3 separate regions of the Mus musculus genome follow, and all the other regions are linked to region 1. Evidence: chromatin loops called from intact Hi-C (ENCODE). Cell type or tissue: left cerebral cortex. All regions are shown on one strand.

Evidence for each region. Peaks named below come from ENCODE experiments on the same cell type or tissue, not always from the same donor. Only the 100,000 strongest peaks of a DNase experiment are listed, where the experiment ranks them.
Region 2: it touches region 1 in a loop (2.3-fold over the local background); 2 of 42 quality-filtered maps call a loop at or near these places.
Region 3: it touches region 1 in a loop (10-fold over the local background); 35 of 42 quality-filtered maps call a loop at or near these places.

What each region holds. Positions count from the first base shown.
Region 1 is chr2:21,277,862-21,282,861 of GRCm38, forward strand. No RefSeq gene overlaps it. Among named protein-coding and RNA genes, the nearest start is that of Gm52501, 52 kb to the left of the region's middle. In left cerebral cortex, a CTCF peak has its summit at 3,126 (motif pointing right); a DNase peak (open chromatin) is centred at 3,134; H3K4me3 peaks cover 256 bases.
Region 2 is chr2:21,342,093-21,347,092 of GRCm38, forward strand. No RefSeq gene overlaps it. Among named protein-coding and RNA genes, the nearest start is that of Gpr158, 23 kb to the right of the region's middle. In left cerebral cortex, no CTCF peak of the experiment used is centred here; DNase peaks (open chromatin) are centred at 1,936 and 2,500.
Region 3 is chr2:21,907,010-21,912,009 of GRCm38, forward strand. All of the region lies in intron 4 of Gm39767 (a long non-coding RNA gene), which reads right to left. Among named protein-coding and RNA genes, the nearest start is that of Gm39767, 55 kb to the right of the region's middle. In left cerebral cortex, a CTCF peak has its summit at 2,777; DNase peaks (open chromatin) are centred at 2,273 and 2,759; H3K4me3 peaks cover 351 bases; H3K27ac peaks cover 722 bases.

The DNA of each region.
Region 1 (5,000 bases):
GTCCATCAATTTATACTAGGTTATTTTCTGCCATGATTTTTAATAAATTACTGATTGGTATCGATCACATTCAGAGTATGGGAATCAGGTCAAGGAATGGTTTGACCTTTCTCTGGCATTTCATGCTGTAGTATGGTTCTTTTAAAATTTATGCATATCTTATTATGTATCTTCATTTTGTGGAAAGATGTAAGTGGTGTTTGTACTGTTGCTTCCCTTGCATATTCAGCTTACAAGCTATGCTAGTTACTTTTCTGTTGCTGTGATGAAATGCTATGACTACAGCAACTTATAAAAACCCCGAATTTTCAGCTCACAGTTACAGCCATGCGAGGAATCATGGAGGCAGGCAGGCATGATGATGGAGCAGCAGCTGAGGGCTTAAATGCCTTAGATCAGGCAGTATCACTAGCCTGTCCTCTGGTAAGAAAGAGCCTTCTGGCACCTCATAGCACAGTGGCAGAAGGCTTTACTGTGACAAGTGTGAAAGGAAGCAGCCACACAACCAGGCAAGGAAGCAAGAGGGAGCAGGCTTGCTGATCATGTGATGCACTTTCCTAGCAACTTATTAATCCTGGGGACAGGGCCCCAACACCCCAAGCTTGCTTTCTATCAGGTCCCATCTCTGAAAAGCTCCATTCCTATATAGCTGCATGCTGGGGAACCAAGACTTCAGCATATGCAACTTTGCAGATCCACCCACCCCATATCTGAACTGTGGCAGTAACAACAGTGTTTCACAAAATATTACAGAAAGCAGGGCGTCTCCAGAATCAAGGGAAGATCAGAGATGGAATTGCATGCCATAGCTGTGCATGGAAGGGAACAGGGGAGCTGAGAACTGGATCTGGATGTCTATTTGGTTTCTCTTTTCATTCCTAATCACTTTGCAACACACATGAAGCCATGTAAGGAATCATGGTGGAGCAGAGATTCCTGTCACCCGACTTCCAAATCTCAAGGCAAGCGAGTGGGCTTTCTCTTGAGTATTTTCTTTCCTTATCCCAGAGCTGAGGATTGAGCTCATGGCCTCGTGTATGCTCAACCCATCCTCTGGACTACACCCTATACCTCGGGGGAATTCCAGACTATTTCCACATCAGCATATATCGGTTTCTCCTGTGGAAGGAGGCAAGTTCTCTTGTGCAAGCTTCCACCCTCCTGTGATGGTTCTTTGCTGCCATGGCCCAATAGCTCAGTAGGGCATCTGGCATGGCATCAGGACGTGGCAACTTGGTGTGGGTACAAGTCTATTCAGACTTACTGTCCCTTCCACTTTCTTGTTTGCTCCTCACTTGAAGCAATCAACTTTCACCAGGTAAACAAAAAGCTGGCCAAAAGAAGGTAATAGAGGAAATAAATCTTGCTAATGGTCTGCAAGACTCCAGTCCATCATGGTGGGAGTGGCGTGGCAAAGAAGCTCACAAGAAGCAGATAGAGGAAGAGGAGAACAAGAGGCCAGAGCAAAATACAGCTCTAATGCACACCCCAGTGATTCCTTTCAATGTGGCTTGATCTAGTTGACATTCCCGGGCCTCTTTTTAACCATCATGTTATGAATCCAACAAAAGATTCATCTGCAGGCAGGTCCAAGCTGTCAGAATCCAATCACCAAGCTGGGGACCAAGGCCCCAGAGCATTTGGTTCCACTATCCCACCATCTTAGTTCCCCTGTATTTTCAAAGAAATTTTGAATCAGAAACTGGTAAACAAAACACATTTGTTTACAGTTTGTCTCGGGAAAGAATTACTCCTCGTTAATCTCCACCCTCTGTCATGATATAACTATCTTATGGAACGGATGGAAAAAGAGCCCAGAAGTACCATCAGAACTCTGATGTCTTCTCCTGCAGGGCCAGGCTTCAGCCTTTTCCTCTTTCAGCATTAAAATTTCCCTAGGAAATTTTAATTCTTAGGGGCTATTGTTTTTAGCATCCTTGATTTAACTGTGAAGGACATTCAGATCTAAACCTGAAAACTATGGCACTAAGACATGCCTAGCCACCTCACACGTGTCCATGTTCTCTTAGGCTTCAGTCACATGCTCTTTTGGCTGTCTATGTGTTACGGCCTGGCTCAAGCCCTTCCTGTTGGGTCGCCTATTGTACTGCTCAATCCCCTTCTCACAGTCCTGTGAAAGGGTAGCTAACAGTTCCTTTACACATTCTTTTATAGAATGTAGATTTACCATGGAGTGATTGCACAGACAGGGCCCTAATCCTGGACTCCAATTTGGCCATTTACAAGGTGACTTCTGTGAGATGCTTGCCATCATTCTTTCTTAGTTCCTGCATCTGCAGAATGAATTTAATAATAGGCTTATAGACATGATAAGGCAATGCATACAGTAATGGACAATACAATACATAATAACGATAACTGATATTCCTGTTACATAGCAGGGCTCACATTAACTAATACAAATGGCATGGTGCTCATGGAAGTGTCTATTCCAAGGGCTTTACATACTGAATTCATTTACTCCTCCTTGGGACCCCAGAAGGCAGCGATTGCTATCATTCCTTTTATGGATAAATAGTCAGAGAGAGAGGTTAGGTGTTTTTGTTTCCCCCCTTTGACATTACAGTTTAGAAGTGATGAACTGAGATGTGAGTCTTGCAGTTTGTCATCTGTCCATGCCCTTCACATGATAGTGTTGCCTAGTTCTGACTCAGCATGAATGCGGGTCTGAACCAAGAGCCTTGGGGCCAATCTATAGAATTGTGCTAGATGAGTGTTAAAAGGTTTGAGTTAACTTTGCGGTTGCTTCTAGTCCCTTCATTTCACATGTGGGACAGAACACAGAGAAAGAGGACCTCATGCCAATTCCACAAATATTCCAGTTTGTTCCCCAAAAGCTACCTCACGGAGAGGTAGGTAGCTCCTGCTACCCAGACAAAAACTGAACAAGGGTCAGCTTTGCCGTGAGGTAGAATTAACTATGAAAGCAAGCCTGGCATGCACTTCTGCCTCTGCCTAATGAGCTCCACAGGAAGCCAGGTCGGCTGCAAGGACAGCAGGTGTCCCACATGTCCACAGGCCACTTCACTGAGGTGGGCACAGCTCCAGTCTCATGCTTCTGGGCCTGGAAGGCAGGTGGTGGCCGGCACAGCAGGAACCTAGACCACTAGGGGGCGCCTGGACATCGGTTCCCAGGCTGCAGTGCTCTCAGGGCCTGAGCATCACCATGTTCTATGCTCCGGATCACAAGGCTCGAATCGGTCAGAGACTCAGCAAGTTAAGAGCTCTGAGAACTACCTCAGTTTCCCCATTCCCAGAAGCTCACCTCACAGTTCCTTCCTGTCAGCCTTGAGTGTGGAACAGGTGTGTGGAGGATGGTCAGCTCTCTTGGGATCCCATGTGGTTGTAGTTGTCTCTGTGTGTACGCGTGTGTATGTGTTTATTGGCTGTTCTAGGGATTGAACCCAGGGGCTCAGGCAGGCTAGATAAGCATGCTGCCTTCTAGATACCTCCCACTCTTTTTTCTTCTATATTTAATTTTTCAAAATTTTCTATGTTTTGAGACAAGGCTGCTTAGTTTGAACTCTCTTTGTGACCCAGCAGACCCTGAACTGTGGTTCTCCTGTTTCAGTCTACTACACTACACTACACTACACTATACTGAGGCATCTTACACTTTTCCCAGTTAACTCCTTATCACCTAAAAAAAAAAGTCTTATGTGACCTCAGGCATATAGTTATACAAAATACATATTAGAAGCAAAGCATTTACTGATTAAAAGCATCATCATAAGGAAATGCATTTTAAAGCAATTATTTGCTGTACATATAATTCTAACATTGATTAATAATTAAACAAATTTACATATTAATGAGATGTCTGTGCTTGTTTATTTTTGCACTATTTTTAAATTTAAGTTGGCGACTATTAGGTACTGCTGAACACACAGCTTATCATGGTTTAAGGCTTTAAAATCAGCAGCTGAGAACACCACTGTGAATAAGTCTGCAGTACAGAGTAGCAGCAGGTGTTTCAGGTCATTTTCGAAGTTGTTGGAAATTCTGCCCTAACCCTAAGACAAAGGAAGGAAGGAGGGAAGGAAGGAAGGAAGGGAGGAAGGAAGGAAGGAAGGAAGGAAGGAAGGAAGGAAGGAAGGAAGAAACTGAAACCAGCAATTCAAACAATAGTTTTAAAAATCAAGCTTTCTAGTAGAATCCAAACCACAGGGAAACCCATTTGATACTTCCATGCAGGGGAACTATGGGAGAAAATACTAAGTCTTTGCTTTCTCTCCTCTAATGAAACCATGTATTTCTATAAGAGCACAAAACCTTTTATGTACAATAAAATCCCCAGTTTATAACAAGCAAGGTCTGGAATCAGAGCCCGGGTGTTTGAGCTGCATTGCCGGTGCTGCACCGAATGCCGCTATGTGTAAGATGAACAATTGTACTCAGAACCGGGGCTGGATGCAGTCAAATCCCAGGATGTAGCGTGGGTGAGCACTTTCAGAGACACTTAATTTGACATTGTTGTGTGTTTAGAAACTTTTTCCTGTGGCAGAGTTTTTCTTGACTCTCAGTCAGTTACAAGAATGCCTTGTGGGAGGCTGTGTGCGGGGCGGGGGTGGGGGAGGATCACAGGCCTGGCCCTCGGTGGAACATAGTTTCAGAGCAGGAGGGTAGATCCCTAGTTGGTAACTTCTTGATTCTCTCATCTATTAGCGCATATGCTCTCCTATCAGCAGGGCAGCAGGTAAACACGAGGAACAGCCCAGAGAGGAGAGAACTGGGGCGGGTGAGGACACGGGACACAAGCTCCACACTAAGCTGAGCTCAGAACTAGAGTGAGGCAGGAGCAGCCCCACGTTTGTCCCAGACTGACTGAGCGGTCCTACGCTCAAGCACTCTGCCTCTTTTCATTGGTCTGAACTGCCACCCTGGCAGTAGCCTGTAGTGAATGAAAGGCCGTAGCTTCTTGCTGTTGCTGAATTTCAACTCCTCGCTCACTCCCCTCCATCTCTGCTCTCCTAATTGTG
Region 2 (5,000 bases), 64 kb after region 1:
TTATACTAGTTCCTTGTTCTTCCTTTGGGTTTTAGGAGAGTTGCTTACCAAGAGCATGGGAGGTCTTTTTCTGAGGAGAAAAAGAAACCATGACCCACAGTTTTATTTCAGTTGCTCATATGAAGAGTTTATAAAGAATGTATAAAAATTCTAAATGAGGCATTCAGTAGGTGTAGTACTTAGTAGGTGTACTATTCAGGTGGGTGTAGTTGTCAGTGTGTATACTACACACAGGCTGACATGTCCATTTTTATTCATAATTTTATTTATTTCTATTTTAAGATATGTCTTCTTCACTTTCTCTCCATTAATTAATTCACTTATTCACTTTCCACCCGGATTGCAGTCCCTTTCTAATACACAAACTCTTCCTTTATACTGCTCTGGCCAAGTGATCTGCCTGACTATGGTTCCAAAGCCACCGTTGCACAGGAGGGAGTAGATTTAAAGACTAGAAAGCCCAACTTCCTCCCAAGACACTGTAATAAAAGACCAACAGACTGGACAGAAAAACTTTATCATAATCTGTGGGGAACTCCACAGTGACATTTAGTAATTCAGAAATCACCAGGCAATGCCATTAAGCATTTCCTGGTTCTAAAAAACATATACATTTTAAAATTAACATATATTTGCAGCACACAGTAGCCTCTTTTATTATCACACACACATACATATATAGTCACAAATATGGAAATACAAGCATATTTGTTGTTTATGTGTGTGTATGTGGTAGAAGAGTGACCCCTTTGTATGGATAACCAGTCCGGGGACTTATTCCTAGGAGGGGTTGCTCATTTTTTCTTTCCCAGCAGCCATTAATTGCCTGTAGCCTGTCTAGAGCTTGGACCCCATGAGATCCCCCTTCACTTAGCATGTCTATCAATATTTCTATTGTCCAAATCTTTGTTTTTTTTCTTCTCCCAAGAATTACTATTTCTTTGACTTCCAGCTTAATTTCAGAGACAAACTTATTGGCAATCACAGAACTGCTGTCTGAATTCTATCTCCCGATATTTAAGGGATTGTCTGCTTCACACTTTTAAGTTTTTACTCTGTTAATAATCAAGGTAGCAGAAGCTCCATGTTACGCGATGATCTGGAATGCTGCTATTCTCATGGATGGCTTTCTAGCCTGAGCACATGAGTATGCTTCCTTCTTTCTCAGGACAACTGCTGGTGTGCACCGTTTCTTTCTTCTTACTTTGAAGCACTGAGGATCAAACCTGGGGCCTGGCCTGCACACTGAGGCACACCTCCAGCCCCACAGTTCCTGGATATTTTAAAGACAAGCCCTGCTGGGAGGGTTTCTCTTGATATCAGAAAGAGATCTGATACCAGGCAACTTTCACTTCCAAGGGAGCACTGAAATCTGCATCTCTGGGAGCATCTATCTGCTTCTAGGAACAGTTAAAGTAGTGACAGTGGGAAGTGGCCCTTTCTGCGTTCACATCTTAAGTCCTTGTTAGCAGAAGACAGAGCAGTACTTGTGTCCTAAAGGGAGAGAATACATGCAAAAACTTCTTTCCTAGTTTTTCTCCCTTGAGAGAATCAATAAAGTGCTATTGTCAAATATGTAAATCCTTACTATTTTACTATTTTTATCCAGTTTTCAGATACTGTAACCATTGTAGCATATATTGCTGTGTACATTAGATTAAATCTGTGGTCTTCTCTCATTTCCATATTACTGTTTATTTGTGCTAAAAAATATCCTAGGAATGTTTTTTCTGGGACCATGCTGCTCTGTCATTGATCAGAACTGGCTTTCTGGAGAATTCTGCAGGGCCTCTGTGATCTTGCTGTGTGCCCCATGCCAGGAGCTTAGCTGTCCTCAGTGGGGACACAGCTTCTCATTTCCTCGGCCTTCTGTTCACTGCCTGAGCATCAGATAGAGGACAATGTTGCTCCACTGGGAAAGTGGGTCAGCCAGACGGTCCAGGAGGAGACACGTGGAGGCCCAGAAATAGTGCTCTGGAGATAGACTACCCAAGTTTAGACACAGGCGAGAAAGGGAAGGAGTTCTGCCCGAGAAAGCAAATTTAAGCTTTGGCCTGAAATGGACCAGTGTTGGGGACTCAGCAAAGTCTTAGGCACATTGATGATGGTTGATAGCTATCATTAATGAAAAGATCTAGTTTAAAGAGAGCACAGAACCAAAACCTTTCATGATCTCAACACTTCCCTAGAGCCTTGGCAGAGCACCTGCCACAGGTGTATTGCTGGACTGCAAGACTGAGCTCCTTGCAAGAGGTGAAGACACACACACACACAGCGCATGCAAATTATTTGTCAGGGGCGAAAGCATTTGGGGGAAACAAAAGGAAAAGTTTGTTAAACTAGTTGCCAGAAATTTCTTCCCTCTTCAGTTCATGATCTGTGTTATTTATTTATTTGTTTTAAATGAATACTTGTAAGTCTACCACCTGGCACTAAAACTTAGGGCATGTCGGATATTTTCATCCAGCTCACGGTCATCTCTGTGCCAGCATCAGACCTCATCCTACCCAGGAAGTTTAGCATCTCCCTGGGTCCCAAGTGCATATTTCCCAGTATTCTGTTCTGCATAGGCTACAGTTTAAGCATTCCTTCTTGATAAGTGGTTATGTTGCTTCTAGATTTTATTACTAGAGCTGATGTCGTTGATACTCTTGGCACTCATCAAAGGAGTGTATGAGTTTCTTTTGTCTACAAGTCAAAAATAGAAGTGACCAGCAATAGAGAAGGTGGATTCTTGATGCTGTAAGATAATGCTAAACTAGTTTCCAAAATAACCACACTAATGCTGTGTTCTACTGGCAATACTAAGGAGACATTTGGCATAGGCATCTTTTCTATCCTTCACACCGCTAGTGCTGGCAACGTGGCAATATTCAGCTTTCAGATTCTTATCTATCACACAGATTTAACTTGTACCTCACTGTGTTTTTTAACTTGTATTTCTACTTAGTAACAAAGGTTACTTGCTTATTGCTTATTGGTCACACATGCTTCTGCTTAAAGTTTGTTAGTATGTTCTGCTCATTTTTCAATTGATATATGAATATCTTATATAGATATGTAGTAATAGTTATTTTTAAAATATATGAAAAAACTTTCAATTAGGACTCTATTTCTAGATAGAATTGCAGAAATTGTTTCCAATATTAATATTTTCCCTGTACTAAGGCAACCTTATTTGTCTCTAATATACATTGGGCATTGAAGGGCAACATTCATTGCCAGAAAATTACAGTCCTGATTTGCAATTCTCAATTATACTGTTTTCTGCAAACCATCATGGCACCTCCAGAAAAATGCCCATCATGCCTTGCTGAGCCATAATTGGCCCTGCTTCTCCTTTACTTTAGTAGCAGCCCAGAATTTTATTAGTCCTGTCTAAATCCTCCAGTGCTTTTCCACAAGTCAATACAACACCAGAACTTTGCAACCTCTTTCTATCCCTCATTACCTGGTCTACATTCACATGGCCACTTTGCTGTTCCTAGACAGATTAAGCCTCATCCTTTCTATGGTTTGGATAGTCAATGTCTTTTTCCATGAAATTTATCCTTCTGGGCTTACTAAGGCATCTCTCTTCCATGTCTGGGTCTTCTGGTAGTTTTTATTTAAAACTGAGCTGTGGCTGTTTTCTAGGTAAGTAGCTTGTACCTTCTGATGCTCCCTTGTGTGTATGAAGCCCCCTGATTGATTCTCCACCCTTTACTGACATTTGTTAGCATCTGCCTTGTTGATTGTAGCTTTCCTGCAAGTGTGAAGTGAAATCTCACTGTGGTTTTTATTTTCCTCTCCCTGGTAGCTAATGAGGCAGAGTATCTTTTTCATGTACAGAGTCATTCACTGACGTATCACATAAGGAAAAGTGTTCGAGAGCTGATAATGTTGAAATGTTTTAAGAGAGAGGAAGCATGGGTTTACAGATGTTTTCTCAGTAGATAGAATTAGCTACCAACAATACAAACAGGTCAGCTTTGTTAGTATGACCTGTTTAGATCTGGAGACTCTTAGGAAGTAATGGAGAAGTGGTAGGATAGAAAAGTTCTTATAAAAAGTATTGTTAGCTAAGGGAGACTGGGATTGGGAAATACTATTTTGATGTTTTAGAATATTTTCTGCTGCTATAATGGAACAGTGATGATGGGGAAAAAGCTATCAGAAATAAAGGTATATCCAATGAGTAGTTGTGAAGACTGGGAATTCAAGATCAGTCCAGCTTTCTGGTAGAAATCTACAGTCCTAAGGTGCTTTAGGATATTACATGAAGACACAGAGTGAGGATGTTAGCCTGAGTCTTTCCTTGTTTTCCTATACAGACATCAATCATAAGAAGGCTTCTACCCCATGATCCCATCTGATCCTAATGACATCCCAAAGGTACATTCTGCAAAGAGCATTGAATGTGAGAACAAAAGGTGCTTGTCTTTCCATGTTCCCAATAGAAAGTCCTCCAGACTTATTCACGCTGCCTCTTAAATGTCTGCTCTTCATGGCTGAGAGATTGCATTTGTCATTGTATGAACATGAAACACATATATCATGTAGACCGTTCTTTTTTTTTATTATATGTAAGTATTTTTATTATATGTAAGTAGCTGTCTTCAGACACTCCAGAAGAGGGCATCAGATTTTGTTACGGATGGTTGTGAGCCACCATGTGGTTGCTGGGATTTGAACTCAGGACCTTTGGAAGGGCAGTCAGTGCTCTTATCCACTGAGCTATCTCTCCAGCTCAGAGTTTTTTTTGTTTTTGTTTTTGTTTCTTGTTTTTTGTTTTTTTGAGACAGGGTTTCTCTGTGTAGCTCTGGCTGTCCTGGAACTCACTCTGTAGACCAGGCTGGCCTCGAACTCAGAAATCCACCTGCCTTTGCCTCCCGAGTGTTGGGATTAAAGGTGTGCGCCACCACGCTCGGCTTGTTCATGTAGACCGTTCTTAACCATGATTATTAAATATGAAATATTCCCTCACAGGCTCACATACAGAGAATGGCCTTTGTAGCCAT
Region 3 (5,000 bases), 630 kb after region 1:
TGAGAACTACCTAGCAGGTAGAAAGTTTCTGTCCAATTCTACCTTGATTTCAGTATGTCTATAACCAAAGTTATGTCTTCAGTTAGAGGGTCTTACCTATATTATAGGCTATCAAGAGTAATAGCAAGACTCTGTGTCATTTTGGAGCCTTCTGGATCTTCCTTGACTTATAGGGAAGTAATCTATGCTCAGCACTGAGGTTTTCATTTAATAACTCACATATTTTCTGACAAGCATTATAGGCACCCATATAGGCACCTCTGTTCAAACTCCCCCTTTATAGTTACTTTAAAATTGGCTTACAAACTAGTAAATTTTCATAGGCTTCTTCATATACCCTTAGTTTTTCTTAGCCCACTATCTTCCTTAATACTGGGGATTGAAGGTAGTATGAGTTTTTATTGAACTGGAGTAAGGAGATCCATAAGTTTTGTGCTAAAATCTTGTTCTACAGGATTGTCTTGTGTTGCTGGCCATATACATTAATAATTATGAGATGTCTTCTCTCCCTGTCTTACTTAAGGCTTTATTTCTTTGAACAGATACCACCACCAAGGCAACTCTTATAAAGGCAACATTTAATTGGCACTGGCTTACAGGTTCAGAGGTTAAGTCCATTATCATCAAGGCGAGAGCATGGAGCTAAGAGTTCTACATATTTATCTGAAGGCTGCTAGGAGAAGACTAAGACTGGCTTCTAGACAGCTAGGACAAGGGTCTTAAAGCCCAACCCACAGTGATACACCTATTCCAACAAAGCCACACCTACTCCAACAAGGCCACACCTCCTAATATTGCCATTCCCTAGGCCAAGTATATACAACCCATCACACTCCTCGTTACAGGATGATCTGATTATTGAAAACAAAAAAAGATGGAATGAGAGCTGGTTGGTCAGAAAATGTGCCCAGATTGCACATCTCTTAAAAGTATGGCAATACCAAAGACATACATACAGATAAATACATTTTACATGGAGATGCTATCTCAAAAAATATATAGAAAACTGATATCAAATCTACTGTTTAGGGGACATAAGATGAGACAATGCTGGATGTGGGGTACAAAATTACAGGCAAGATACAGTGCAAGACCTGATAGTCTTGAATTACTTTCATGTCATGGTCAGCAATTGGCAGGCCAAAGATGGAGAAACAGCAAGTTTCTGACCACATCATGCTGTTGCAGTCTCATCTTTCTATTCCCTGGTATTGTAAGGAAATTCATTTCTTCCACCAACCCTCAACAAACATGGTTGGTAGCAAGCAGTCGCTAGTTGGAAGCTGATTTTTGCATTGTCCTTGAGTACCTTTCCTTTCCTTGTGTACCAATTTACCATGTTCTAGTTAGGGACCCCAGCTAGAATGTGTAGTTTCATGCATCATTTCCCTTTCAACCCTAGATTCCAGGGGAACCCAAAGACACCCACAGTCAGAACTCTCAACTAGGGTAGAATGTCTGGATCTACACTGATGATGACTCTTTCATCTTATGTGTGTGCGAGTGATGTGTGTATGTGTGTTAGTGTGGGCATCTAATGTGCCTTTGGATATGTTGTACATGTGTGTACACACCTTCATTTCAGTGCAGGTGTACAATGTGCCATAGCATGGAGATCAGAGGACTCTGGCTCTTCATCTTCTCCCTTATGGAGGTCAGAGGAAAACTCTGGATCTTTATCTTCTACCCCCCTCCATATAGATGTATGTGTGTGTATGTGTGTGTGTGTCTTTCTGTCTCTCTCTCTCTGTATCACTCATGTGAATATGTGTGCATCCATCACTGTTGCTATTCCTATTCAGGGTTCTATTGCCTCTGCCTCCTATCTAGCTTTAACACTACAGAGAATGCAGATCTGTACTACACCTGTCTTACATGGGTTCTGGAGATTTAAACCCACGTCTTCATGTTTGTTCATTGAGCACTTCACCTACTAAGAGATGTTACCAGCCCAAGGCCCTGTTCTTGAACTTTAAAAGACTAACCACAGCCAAGTGGAAACCTGCCTGCCTCATTTACATATCAGAAAGCCTTCTTGTCATCAGTAGGAAAATGTACAAAAGACACTTTCATTCTCTTGGCCGTGTAACACTTTTTGCTATGACTGTAAATAATGCAGTTTAAGAGACATTTTGAGATTAAATAGGTTTGCCTTTGGGATCATTTTCTTCTCTGCCGGATTTTGGGCCAGTCTTTGGCACAAAATCTATGCTGTAATGATACTGCAATCTACTAGTATAAAAATAACTTTTGATGTCAAACCTGCGGGGCCCAGGAGAGCTGCTCTCATGAGGGGAGGATCCGAGAGCCCAGAGCCTAGGAGGCAGAGGGGGCCAGGCCCAGAGGGCTGCAGAGGCAAAAATAGAGCGCTAATGGCCTGGAGTGACATGGGCAAGAGTGGGAAGCAAACAGCAATATTTATAAAAAAAAAAACGGCTGTGATATCTATTAAGTCCCCATTCTTTTCTTCTTCTTCTTCTTCTTCTTTTTTTTTTTTTTTTTTCTCCCCGGGTCTATTTTTGGCTCTTTCCCCAGCATAGGCAGCGGCTCTAAGTGAAGAGTCTTTTTCCTGATTGCCCTGACCTCTAGCCGAGCCAGAGTCCAGCAGTGAATGATTGCTCAGAGTCTGGAGTTCTAATTGACCACCACCGCCCCCTCCACCCCTTCTCCCGCCCCTCAAGGAAAGACCCACGGAGGGAGTGATCTCATCTGATCTTTTCCAACTTTCCATTTTGTTTCTGCACAGCAGAACTATGTACAGCAGCATCGCCTAGTGGCAGTAGTCTTGAACTGCAAGGGAACATGAGTTGTGACTCTAAAAGCCTGGGAAGTTGGAAAATGTCAAGCCAAATATTTACCTTAATCCTCTTGCTCAGGGTAGTTGAAACTAGCTTATTCCTTCTGTGCCTACAGTTGGTAGAGTACTCAGGATCATAGGGTGACATCATTTGAATGTCCTGTGACGTAGCAAATATCCACCAGGGGAATAAATACAACCTGTGATTTTGTAACTTCTGTCCAGAAGTAGAAAAATTGAATCAAAACAGTATTGGTGAGCTCTTAAAAATTAGCCCAATCTCTTTCTTTCCCGTGTGCTTTGGAGACAGGGTCTTGTTAAATGGCTCAGGCTAGCCTTGAACTTGTGATCTCAGCCTCCCATGCATCCAAGATTACAGACCTGCACCACCAGAACCAGCTCAGGAAAGATTTTTACAAAGTAAAATGTGATCTGGAAACTATGCTAATGTGATGATGTTGTGTTCACAATCTGTGACTATAATGATAAACAGATGGTAATCATTATAATCCATCACACTCAAGATTTCAAAATAAACTCATCAATTAGAATGTGAGATTCCTTCATTCTTCAACTAAACTTCCTATGAAAAAGCCCGAGATCACAGAAACAAATATTTCGCTGGGAATCTGCCTGTTGTTGTCGTCGAGAAGCTAACTATGCTAAAGACTCTCCACCTCCATGTTCAGGTTCTAAATTTTTATGTAGTCAGAAGAAGGGAGCCTTGTTTCTCTTCCAAATACGCAAATGGCAAAACTGTCTCAGACCTGAGCATATGAAACATGATGCATCTTTCCTGGAGATACTTTGTTGAAGACCCAGAAACTAATGTATAATCCAGACCTCCAAATATGCGTATGGAAGTGGAGACTGCAAGAACTGGCCACAGCTGGGTCCTTTATGATGAAAAGGAATTTGTTAGCTCACAGTTCTAGAGGCTGAGGAGTCCAAGGTCAAGTCACCCTCCAACAGAGGCCTGGCTACTCCTCACTGAATGGCTGAAAGCAATAAATGAGAGATGGGAAGAGAAGACAAAACCCCAACTATTTTATAAAGATCAGTCCCATCCATGAGCATCAGGCCCTCCTGGTCCAATTATCTCTTAAATGTCTACATTTTAATCATGTTACATGAAAATTAAATTTCAACATGAGATTTGGAGGAGATGGTCTTTCAAAGTAGTGGTAAGGACGAGGATGCCTCTGGAGAGAAGCTATGAAGGGGCTTTAAACTAGGCCTCTCCTGTAACACCTGGTGCACTTCTAAACTGCCCCAGCCTGTCAGACTTTAATGCTATAATTCCATCTCTTTGGAAGAGGAGAGAGGACATCATGAGTTCCAACCAACCTGAGCTACATAGCAAACAATGGGCCAGCCATAGATACCCATCAAAACATGGCATATGGCAGTGGTGGCACACGCCTTTAATCCCAGCACTCGGGAGGCAGAGGCAGGCGGATTTCTAAGTTCGAGGCCATCCTGGTCTTCAGAGTGACTTCCAGGACAGCCGGGGCTACACAGAGAAACCCTGTCTCAAAAACACCAAAAACAAACAAACAATAAACAAAACAAACAAACAAACAAACAAATCATAGCATATGATGCCTCTTTCCTGGAGTGTCTGTATGAGCACACATATGTGCTTGTGTACATGGGTTTGTGTACATAATTGCACACATCTGCCTGTATGTGCATAAATCTGTGTAGTTGTGCATGCAAGCGTGTATTGACATGTGTGTTCCTTTGTGTGTGTGTGTGTGCACATGTGTGTGTCATGGACTCAGGGATACTCTGTCTCTTAGGAACAGATATATTCATAGAATCAGAGACACTGGTTCTATGAATATACAGAACTCCAAAAGTAAAGTTAGTGGAAAAGTCTACTAAAATGAACTTGAATTATTTATTTTTGCCTTTTCTCCCTGTAGGAAAGCTCATGAAAAGAGGAATTATAGGACCGTGAAAGGCAGCCTGCTTTCTCGTTGAGCTAGGCTTAAACCCCAGAGACCCAGCAGATAACTTGGCAAGGAAGGGAAGACGTTTGCCATACTCCTAGACACCAGGCTCCTGATAAGAAGCCTCAGCTCTCCATAATTCTGTGGCCATCAATTATGTCGGGCAATGCCCCAAGCCCCTCCACAGGAGGAGGATGACCACAGATCTCTTAGCTTCAAGACAGACCTCCATTTTAATGAGGCAGCTA